Regions from separate parts of the Homo sapiens genome. Here region 1 is linked to region 2. A link is a contact called in ENCODE Hi-C or POLR2A ChIA-PET data. All regions are on one chromosome and are shown on one strand. The core of a region is the stretch at or near the end of the contact, and the rest is flanking DNA. Distances in the headings are between cores, read along the strand shown. Region 1 overlaps TMEM266 (transmembrane protein 266). Region 2 holds the start of TMEM266 (transmembrane protein 266).

Evidence for each region. A loop is a pair of places that touch in the nucleus more often than their neighbours do. ChIA-PET counts read pairs that join two places held with the same protein, here RNA polymerase II (POLR2A). Pooled maps may share reads with other maps.
Region 1: a map of psoas muscle shows a loop between it and region 2 (2.1-fold over the local background). The contact joins the enhancer-like site here to the promoter of TMEM266 in region 2. A Hi-C loop is called at or near these places in 3 of 168 maps with a recorded cell type or tissue (CD4-positive, alpha-beta memory T cell, Caco-2 and psoas muscle), 1 of 37 single-sample maps with no recorded cell type and 1 of 50 pooled maps. POLR2A ChIA-PET finds 5 or more read pairs at or near these places in 7 of 52 experiments (AG04450, BJ, HEK293 and 3 more).

Annotation. Positions count from the first base shown.
Region 1 is chr15:76,105,258-76,109,771 of GRCh38, forward strand. All of the region lies in intron 1 of TMEM266 (transmembrane protein 266), which reads left to right. LOC124903531 (a long non-coding RNA gene) reads right to left here. Exons shown (of 3, transcript XR_007064723.1): 2 at 3,806-3,932; 3 at 2,501-3,135. Among named protein-coding and RNA genes, the nearest start is that of TMEM266, 48 kb to the left of the region's middle. Within about 2 kb of position 2,079, at least 3 of the 41 ENCODE cell types and tissues checked have a DNase peak (open chromatin) inside an H3K27ac peak, as active enhancers do; they include psoas muscle, where a contact is called at or near this core.
Region 2 is chr15:76,057,990-76,062,524 of GRCh38, forward strand. TMEM266 (transmembrane protein 266) reads left to right here and starts at 1,996. Exons shown (of 11, transcript NM_152335.5): 1 at 1,996-2,027. It also overlaps a transcript of NRG4 not described here. RefSeq lists a silencer at 989-1,038.

The sequences.
Region 1 (4,514 bases), core at 829-3,328, 47 kb after region 2:
AAGAAAAAAAAAGTTTTATTCCACTTCACTACCCCCTTGTGAGCCCCACAAACCATGGTCCTCCAAGGCACAGCCTGGGGTCCCCCTCTGAGGCTTCCCTGGAACCTCTTCCCTTTCATCTCCCTGGTGCATCCATACTTTGCTCATCCCTTTCTCGAATGCTAATCGTGTCACTTTGTCATTATTTGCTGACATGTCTGTTACTCTAAGGCAGGGATCAGAAAAATTCTTCTGTAAATGGCTAAATAGTGAATACTTTAGGTTTTCTGGGACACATGGTCTCTGTTGCACTATTCAATCTTCCATTGTAGTACAAAAGCAGTCTGACAGTATATAAATGATTGAGCATGGCTGTGTTCCAGTGAAACACTGCTTACAAAAACAGGCAGTGGGCTGGTTGTGGCTTGTAGGCCATGATTTGCCAAGCGCTGCTCAAAGAGATGGCAGGAATGATGTCTCCATTATCTCCATAGCCCCCATACCTGGTGTGGGATCTGGGCACCAGGCAGGGGCTCAGGAAATGTTTGAATGGATGAGAGATGAATGGATGTGCTAGAGTAGGTGGTTAGGCCTGCCAAGATATGTACATTATAGACAGTGTTCCCTCCTATATACAGGTTCCAGCAGATTTGTCAATGGCCAGTTTTATTACAGTAACATTGTGTACAGGGAAGGTTTTCATATGGAAACATGAGCCTGGATACCCAGGAAAGATCAAAGGTGGCCTCACGTTCTACTGTGTTCATGCTAAACTGCCACCCTGTCTAGCAACCTCTCTCCTCCAGATTCCCAGATGCACAGGCCCCCAGTTTAGCGGGATCAGGCTTTTCACAAACAAGCCCTCTGTGTTCATCCTCCCTCTGCACTGTTTCTGTGTTCCCCTCTGCCTCCCATCCCCCAGCCCCTGCAAAGAATAAGTACTCATCAGGTACCTGCCACGTGCACGGCATGGTGGGAGAATCAAAGATCCGCACTGAAGGAGCTCACAGTCTGGTACATCCCACTGGGAATGCCCTCTCCCTACCCGTGTCATATTCACAACTGACTTCCTTAACTGCCCCCCAAACCATCTGATTTCCCCCATCCTTTCTACTTTTTTTAAATTGACAAATAAAAATTATATATATTTATAGTATACAACATAATGTGTGTTTTTAATTTGTTTTGTGTTTTTGGTTTTGGGGGTTTTGGTTTTTTTAGAGACACGGTCTCGCTCTGTCACCCAGAGCTGGAGTGCAGTGGCGCAATCACGGCTCACTGCAGCCTCAAACTCCTGAACTCAAGCGATCCTCCTGCCTCAGCCTCCCAAGTAGCTGGGACTCCAGGTGCTTGCCATCACACTTGGCTAATTATTTTATTTTTTATTTTTGTAGAGATAGAGACTTGCTATGTTCCCCAGGCTGGTCTCAAACTCCCGGCCTCAAGCAATCCTCTTGCCTTGGCTTCCCAAAGTGCTGGGATTACAGGCGTGAGCCACCATGACCAGCCTACAACATGATGCTTTGAAACATGTATACACTGTGGAATGCTAGATCAAGCTAATTATCATATGCATTTACCTCACATACTTATTTTGTGTGTGTGTGTTGAGAACACTTAAACTCTAGTAATTTTCAAGTATACTATCTATTGCTATTAACCATAGTCCCCATGTTGTGTTCTTTCCTGCTTCTTCCAAGTCCTGCTCTCTGGTGGGCTCTCTTGGGTATGAGTTGATGGTGGATGTTATCTTCCCAACCACACGTAAACTCACAGAGCACAAGGACAGTAGAGTATGCTTTTGTTTCTTCTAGACTGTCTCTGTCCCACGGAAATATAACATAAACCATGTATGCCATTTAAAATTTTCTAGTTAGCACATTTTAAAAAGTGAAAAGAAACAGGTAAAAATAATTTTAATATCTTTTATTTAACCAATATGTCCAGAGTATTATTATTTCAACATGTAATCAATAGAAAATATTGTCAATGAGATATTTTGCATTCTTTCATTCATACGAGGTTTTCAGTTTCCAGTGTGTATTTTACAAGCACGGCACATTTCAGATGAGCTAGCTGCATTTCAAGTGCTCAGCAGCCAGGCGTGGCTCGTTGCCCTCATACCAGAGTATGTCGCTCACACAGGGCACATGGTAAATGTCTAATAAGTGACTGCGTTGAGTACTTCCTGGGAGGTGCCTTACACTTACATTCTAATCCTCATAGCACCATTATGAAAGAAACTGTTATGCCCATTTTCCATATGAGCAAACTGAGAGTTAAGAGCTTTCTTGCACCCAACTAGTAAGTAAGTTATAAAGTTCAGATTTGAACCCAACTCTGAGTCCAGAGCCTGTCCTAAAATAGAATATTCAAGCCCTGGAAGATTCTTTAGAAAATTATTCAACGTGTAGCTCCATAAATATCACTTGTGTTCCCAGCACCTAGTCATGTGTCAGCCATGTCCCAGGGGCTCAAATATAGTATTTGAATGAATTAATCTGATCTCACATTACAGATGTGGAAACTGAGATCCAGAAAGGGAAAGAGACTTGTCTAGATCATTCAAAAGGAGGAAGTCTACTCTAGAACCCACACTGCTGATTCCCACTGCACTACTCTTATTCCATATCCTTCTGTCATCCCAAGAAACCATAGGAGTTCAACATCTGAAGCTTTCTTTGCTTTGGGGGGAACATTTTAGCAGGCACCCTCTTCCCTTTGTCCACAACCTCAGAACTTGCCATACATCGTCCTTTTTCATTCTCTTCCTTTCTCCTTACTCTGGCTACCCAGCAGCCTAAAGGGTGGCAGAGCAGCTGAGCCTGGCTACGTGAGGCTCCAAGGAAGCCTGCACAAACAAGCAAAGCTCATTGCACGGGGGCACCACCCCCAGCTTCTATCTCAGGGTCATGCTCTGTCGTGACAACTTGAGCCATTTCCCTGGCAGGAGGGCAGCACGAATCTCCGAGAGGGTCACACTAACCTGCAGCCAGTGGCTGCCTGCCATGCCTGGATGCCTGGCATTGGAGCCTGGTTGCTGAGGCACCCTCGGGTTTGCTCAGTGCCCAGCCAGTCAGCAGCCTTCCAGGGAACTCCCAGCAGTCTCCTCCAGACAGGGTCACAAGAAATGTCATAGATTGTAGAAGCTTAGAACTGAAAGGGAATTTAAAGATCATTCATCCCAGTGCTTTTCAAACTGTAACGTCTTATAAATCTCCTGGGGATCCTGTTAAGCTACAGATTCCTGATTCACTGGGCCTGGGATGGGGTCTGAGGATTTGCATTTCTAATGAGCTCCCAGGTGATGCCAGTGCTGCTGCTGGACCCGGGACCGCACTTTGAAAAGCAAGGATCTAAGAAATCAAGAAACACAGAGGGCTTCTTTGTGAAGAGCCTGGTCCATTGAACTGGGGGCCTGTGCACCTGGGAACCAAGAGAAGAGAGGTAGCTAGACAGGGTAGCAGTTTAGCATTGATGTAGTAGAAGGTGAGACCATCTTTGATCTTTCCTGGGTATCCAGGCTCATGTTTCCATGTGAAAACCTTCCCTGTACACAATGTTACATTCTTGTCACCCCTTTGTTAGAGGTGAGAAAACTTAAGTGTGGGGGAGATTAATTAAATTCAGGGTACAAGTCTCCTAAGTAATAACTATGGTACTAACTGTATTTACTATCTGTAGAAATTTTTGGCACTCATCATAAACTACTTTAATATCCTCTCCTTCCAACTAGACTGTTGGAAGCAAGGCTGTATCTTACTCTCCTGTGTATCTCCCTTTGGTCCCACCCGAGAGGCCACATGAGCTGTGGAAAGCACATTACCTGGGACCGGGTCACCTGAGAAGATCTTTGTATCAGATGTTCCTGGGATCAAAGGCACAGTGGAATGAGCCCCAAGTTGGAACCAGAAAGACCTCAGCAGGTAGCAGACCTGAAGTGCAAGGTGAGGCTGGAAGTGGAAACAGAATGCAGGAGTTGGCAAGCTGTCCAAAGGGTCAGGTGGAGTTGTTCTGAACTCAGTCCATGGATTGAGAGGGAAGGCTGCTGGCTCACCTCATTATGTGGTGCCCAGGGCATGAGAAAGAGGCAGTGGGGCCATTTTTCAAGCAAGAAGCCAGGCCCAACACCAGGTTCCTCCCAAGGCTGTAGGATTTATTGAATAAATGCATAAAGAAAGGCCAAAAAAAACACAGCAGTGATAATTAAACATTTTTAAAGACTCCGCATGCTTGGCAATGATTACACACTTTCTGGCACACTTCAAAAGTGGCAATAGCCAGGTGCAGTGGCTCATGCCTGGGGTCCCGACAACATGGGAGGCTGAGGCAGGAGGATCGCTTGAGCCCAGGAGTGTGAGGCTCCATGAGCCATGATCCTGCCTCTGCACTCCAGCCTGGGTGACAGAATGAGACCTTGACTCCAATAAATTATAAAAGTGGCAATGACAGGCTTTTCTTTTTTCTTTCTTTTCTTTTTTTTTTTTTTTTGAGACAGGATCTTGCTCTGTTGCCCAGGCTGGAGTACAGTGGTG
Region 2 (4,535 bases), core at 746-3,245:
AGCAAGTTTCAAAATACTTGTCGTACTCTGAGAGTTAATTAGCGTTATAACTGGATGCTTCTCAATAGTTTCAATCAAATCTTAAGTAGAGTTCTACTAAGGTGGAAAATGGAGTGGATAACAATCTGGGCAAGCTATGCCAAAGCTTTTTCTAAAGAAAGTGTACCTAGTTAAAATGCTGTCACTGACTGTCAGAAAACTATAGCTCCCCTCCCGTGCATCCTCCATTAATTTTTCTTAACCCATCTCCACTTTCTCTATTCTAGTCCACATTTCTTCCGTCTAGAAATGTAGAAAAATCCTTTGGCAACCCAGGTAGCTTCCACAAGTATCATCTCCAAGTGTTTCTTCCTCTGAAATTCCACCATTAGAGATTAGAGATGAGTAGGAAATGCTGAAAGGCGAAGGAGGATCTGAAGAAATTTTACATTTTTTTCTCAGTTTGCCAAAAGTAGATACTCCCTGTATAGATATTCCCGTATAATCCAGGGAAGGTAGTCCAAGACCGTGGGGCAATTCCAAGAGGTGGTTTTGAAGTCCTTCAACTCTACCATTTTCATTTTATCCATACTAAAAAAGCTACGGCAGGAAGAAAAGACAAAGGACATTCCTGGGAGGCCAACTGGACCTAATCAAATAAAAACACTTTAGAAGAGGTACAAGAATCAGAAATCAAACCTATCTGCAGAGCCAAAAGCCATTCTGAAACTCCGTGTCCTAGAAACAAGGGTTTCCCATCTTTTCAAATATTTTAAGATAAAAATCGCAACACCCTATAGGAAAATGGCTATATTTTTAGCAAGAATTGGTGGAGAAGACAAACGATAATAAGCTACTATGAATCCAGAAGCTGCTTAAATGGCCGTATTCACAGCAGCCCTTGCAAACATTAATTAGAGTAGTACCCATTATGGGTGAGGACTTTTTTTTTAACCACAGAGAATATCTGTGGGTGCATCCAGATTGCTCAGTGGTTCCGTTTAACCCACCCGGTAACTGGCAATCATGGCCCTAGGACAGGCTTCTCCACCGGGGCGATGCTGCCTCCAAGGGGCGCAATGTTACTTTTTATGCATCAAGCACGGATAACACATACAGCACATAAGCAGGTCGACAGTGTATCTGCGGTACTGGGATTTCACGGGGAAAGGAGATGGGGACGTGTAAAAAGCCTTTTTAAGAGTCAGATAACGAAAAACGGAAAAAGAGGAGAAACACGGTCCTACAAGGGTCCTGAGCTGAGGCCATCAAATGAATGTACTGACAGGTATTTTTCTCCCAGGCAGCCAACTGAGAGTCAAGGCACTCTGACCGTGCTATGACTCCGGCCACACAGAAAGAGGTGTTTTCCCCTCGGTGGCCTCCAAGCGCAGCGGGCACTGCGTGCCATCCGCTCCCTCACCGGGCGCCCCGCGCGGATGAAACGGAGCAACTGGGAAAGAGCTCTGGAAACTGCAAAGCGCTGCGCCAAAGCGACGGGAGGTTCCCATTCTCAGCTGTACGAAATCCCGCGGGGGTCCTCCGCTTCCCCGAGCGACGCCCTCGGCCTCCGCACTTGTTGCTTCTGCGCCCCGCCTGCGTCCCCGTCAAACCCACCCTTCGCGGCCCCCTCGCCTCTCCACACGCTCGCACTCAGGCCCCGACCCTGCCCCGCGACCCCCTCACCCACGCCACGAAGCCCGCTCTGCGTGGCAGCCCCGGAGACAGCCGAGCCCCCGCCTCCGCCCCCTGCCCAGCTCAGGCCGCCAGCCCCTGCCAGCCGACGCCGCGGTTTCCTAGACAGCCGCGCCGCCGTTCCGCAGCCTCGGGGGCGCGCGCGCGCGGCCGGCGGGAGGCGAGGGCGCAGGCGCGGGCTCGGCCAAGCCGCCGGCGCGAGGCCTCGCGCGCGCCCCCGAGCGCGGTGGGCGGAGGGGCGGAGGGAGCGGCGGGGCCGCGAGGGGGCGGGGGGGCGGAGAGGGGAGCCCCGGGAGCGCGAGCCGCGGCCGGCGCCGCTGCAGAGCCGAGCGAATCCCGAGCCCGGGCAGCAGGTATGTGTCCTCGCAGCCGGCCGCGGCCAGAGCTTCCCCTGCCTCACTGCCCGAGTCTTGTGGTCGGGGCGGGGGGTGGGGGGACCGGTCAAGGTTTGCAGGATGCGTGCTCGGAAGGGCTGGGATCTTGCCGCTGACCTTCATCCCCCTGGCCGGGGGAGCCAGGCGAGGGTGCGTGGGGCAGCCCAGGGCTTCAGCTCCAGCCTGGAGACCTGCTTCTTGTCACATGCTTCTTATTTATTTTTGCAAACTGCCCTGGTTCGGGTCCAGCTGCAGATGCCTTACCTCCCATTCTTTGCCTCCGTGTGCCATCTTGCATTTATTAATAAAACATGCAAGCTGGAGGGGGGGGTTGCTGCTGGGGGGAATCCCATTGCAGTATGGCAAGCGGGCGCCTATTTTCGGTTTTCAGACGTGGTATAGAGGTGGAAATCCCACACCCTGAGGATTTGTGGCTTGGTTGGTCGTGACCACTTCCTAGTGGGCTTCCCCCGTTTGTCGGGAGGTGCCCCAGCGGCAGAATGGGCTGTCTGGAAGGGATGGTGGGTCTTCACCGTCAGGCCAGAATCCCCTTCAGGGGACAGGTGCAAGCTAGGGCAGGCAGTTCCCTGCTTGCTAACTTGCCAGGGAGGCTTAAACCTAGAAAATTGTCTCCCTTGATGGCCGAGAAAAGATGGCCTTCAACAGAATCCCTGGGACTTGCATACTCAAACTCATTACGGTTTTGCATCTGAACATGACTAAAGCTAGCCACCTGTTGGAAGTCAGACCCCATGAAACACCCCCGTAATCTAGCTCACCCATCCCTGTTTCACAGTCACCAATACTGAGCTAGCAATAGGCCCATATGGGTTCCCTCTATCCTCTTTAATGCTGCTTGGCTTTTCTTTTAAAATAAGACCTACCTATGATTTGATGCCCTATATGTGAGAGGTTGAAATTATATGATTTGTTTATATTCCATACACCTATCACATCATATCCTAAAGACTGAATTTCTCTTCAGTGCATGTGTTTATTTCCCTGGCTTTTCACCTTGCTTTGAACAACAGTGGGAAAATGGGATGTATATAACTGCTTACCTCCTCCCCCAAATACCTCCACCCTAAAATATTGTGATGAAAAGAATAGTAAGAGCTAGAAGCAAAAAATGAAAATGGTTATCACAAGATGTTGGGATATGATAGCTGAACCGTAATTGCTTCTAAAATGGTCAGAGTGTCACATCTAATCACGAGAAGGACATGTTTCTTAAATGTTCATATGTACCAGGTACTGAGCTAAAACTATTTGTGTATGAGCTCATTTAGTCCTCACAGCAAACCTGCTATGTCCATGTTGAAGATGAACAAGCCAGGACTTAGAAAGGTTAACTAACTTGCCCAAGGTCACACAGTCAGGGACAGGGTAAGGATGCAAACTCAAGCACATGGGGATACTGGAGGTGGGGAGCCCTGAGGGGGCTTTTCCTCCAGGTGCGGCTGCTCCGTGTACCTTTTCATTAAAATCAAGCTTATGCATGAGCATGTTGGCTTGGGTCTAATTTTCCATTTCATAGATTCTGCACCAACTTTGTGGCTTTCCAGTAAGAAAAGCAGTTGTTTCAGAATGGATCAGTATGGAATTTTTTGAGGTGGCACTAAACCTATAAAAAGTGGGGTCCAAGATGTGCTTCCATTTAATTCTCACACACAAGGAGTTGAGTTTAAAAAGTTGTTTCCCTCCAGATTTAAACCCATAAAACGTATATGCATTAAGTAGAATGAATCACTCCCATTTTCCATTATCGCATCCCACCCTACCCTCCTTGCTGCCCTTCACACTATCTTCTGGTCTCACTGCCAGTCATCAGAGCAACATTGTCTATCACACTTGCCTGTGAGTGCCTTAATGGGAGGAAGGAATCCATCCGTACCAGCCGTGGCTCGTAATCCAGTCTCTCTATGATTGTAGCAATTATGCATTCAAAGTTCTTGGAATCTCTGCATTCAGCTATGGATGTGTATTTAATCATTTTTTTAAAGTGCATTATTATAATGCAGGTATTGGATTTTGTTAAACATTCCTAGCAGTTCTCATGGACTTAGAAATTGCTGTAGTTGCATCAGTGAAAATTCACCCAGTGGGGCTAATAGCTTTTCTACTCAGGTCACATAGTTGAGATAGTGGTGAGAAAGGTATAGGTGAATAGAAGGAATTATTTGGAAAGTATATCCCATGCAAATAACAGCTTTTAATTATAAATTGATGAATAATATTAAGTAGGAAATATAAGACTATCTCTTTTAATTTTATAAGCTCTGTTTTTGCCTTGGTCAATGTGATTGGTTTTAGAGCAACATGATGTTACCTTTTTCATTACACTGTTCTTTTGAAACAGTATAGCGGTTTGTACATAGTATTCTTGCCTCGTGGGAAACACTCAGTTTAGGAGGAGCACATTCCCTGGTGTTTACAGAAATGCTGAGACAGGATCTTTCTGTCTTGGGGATTTCCAGTCTATGATCA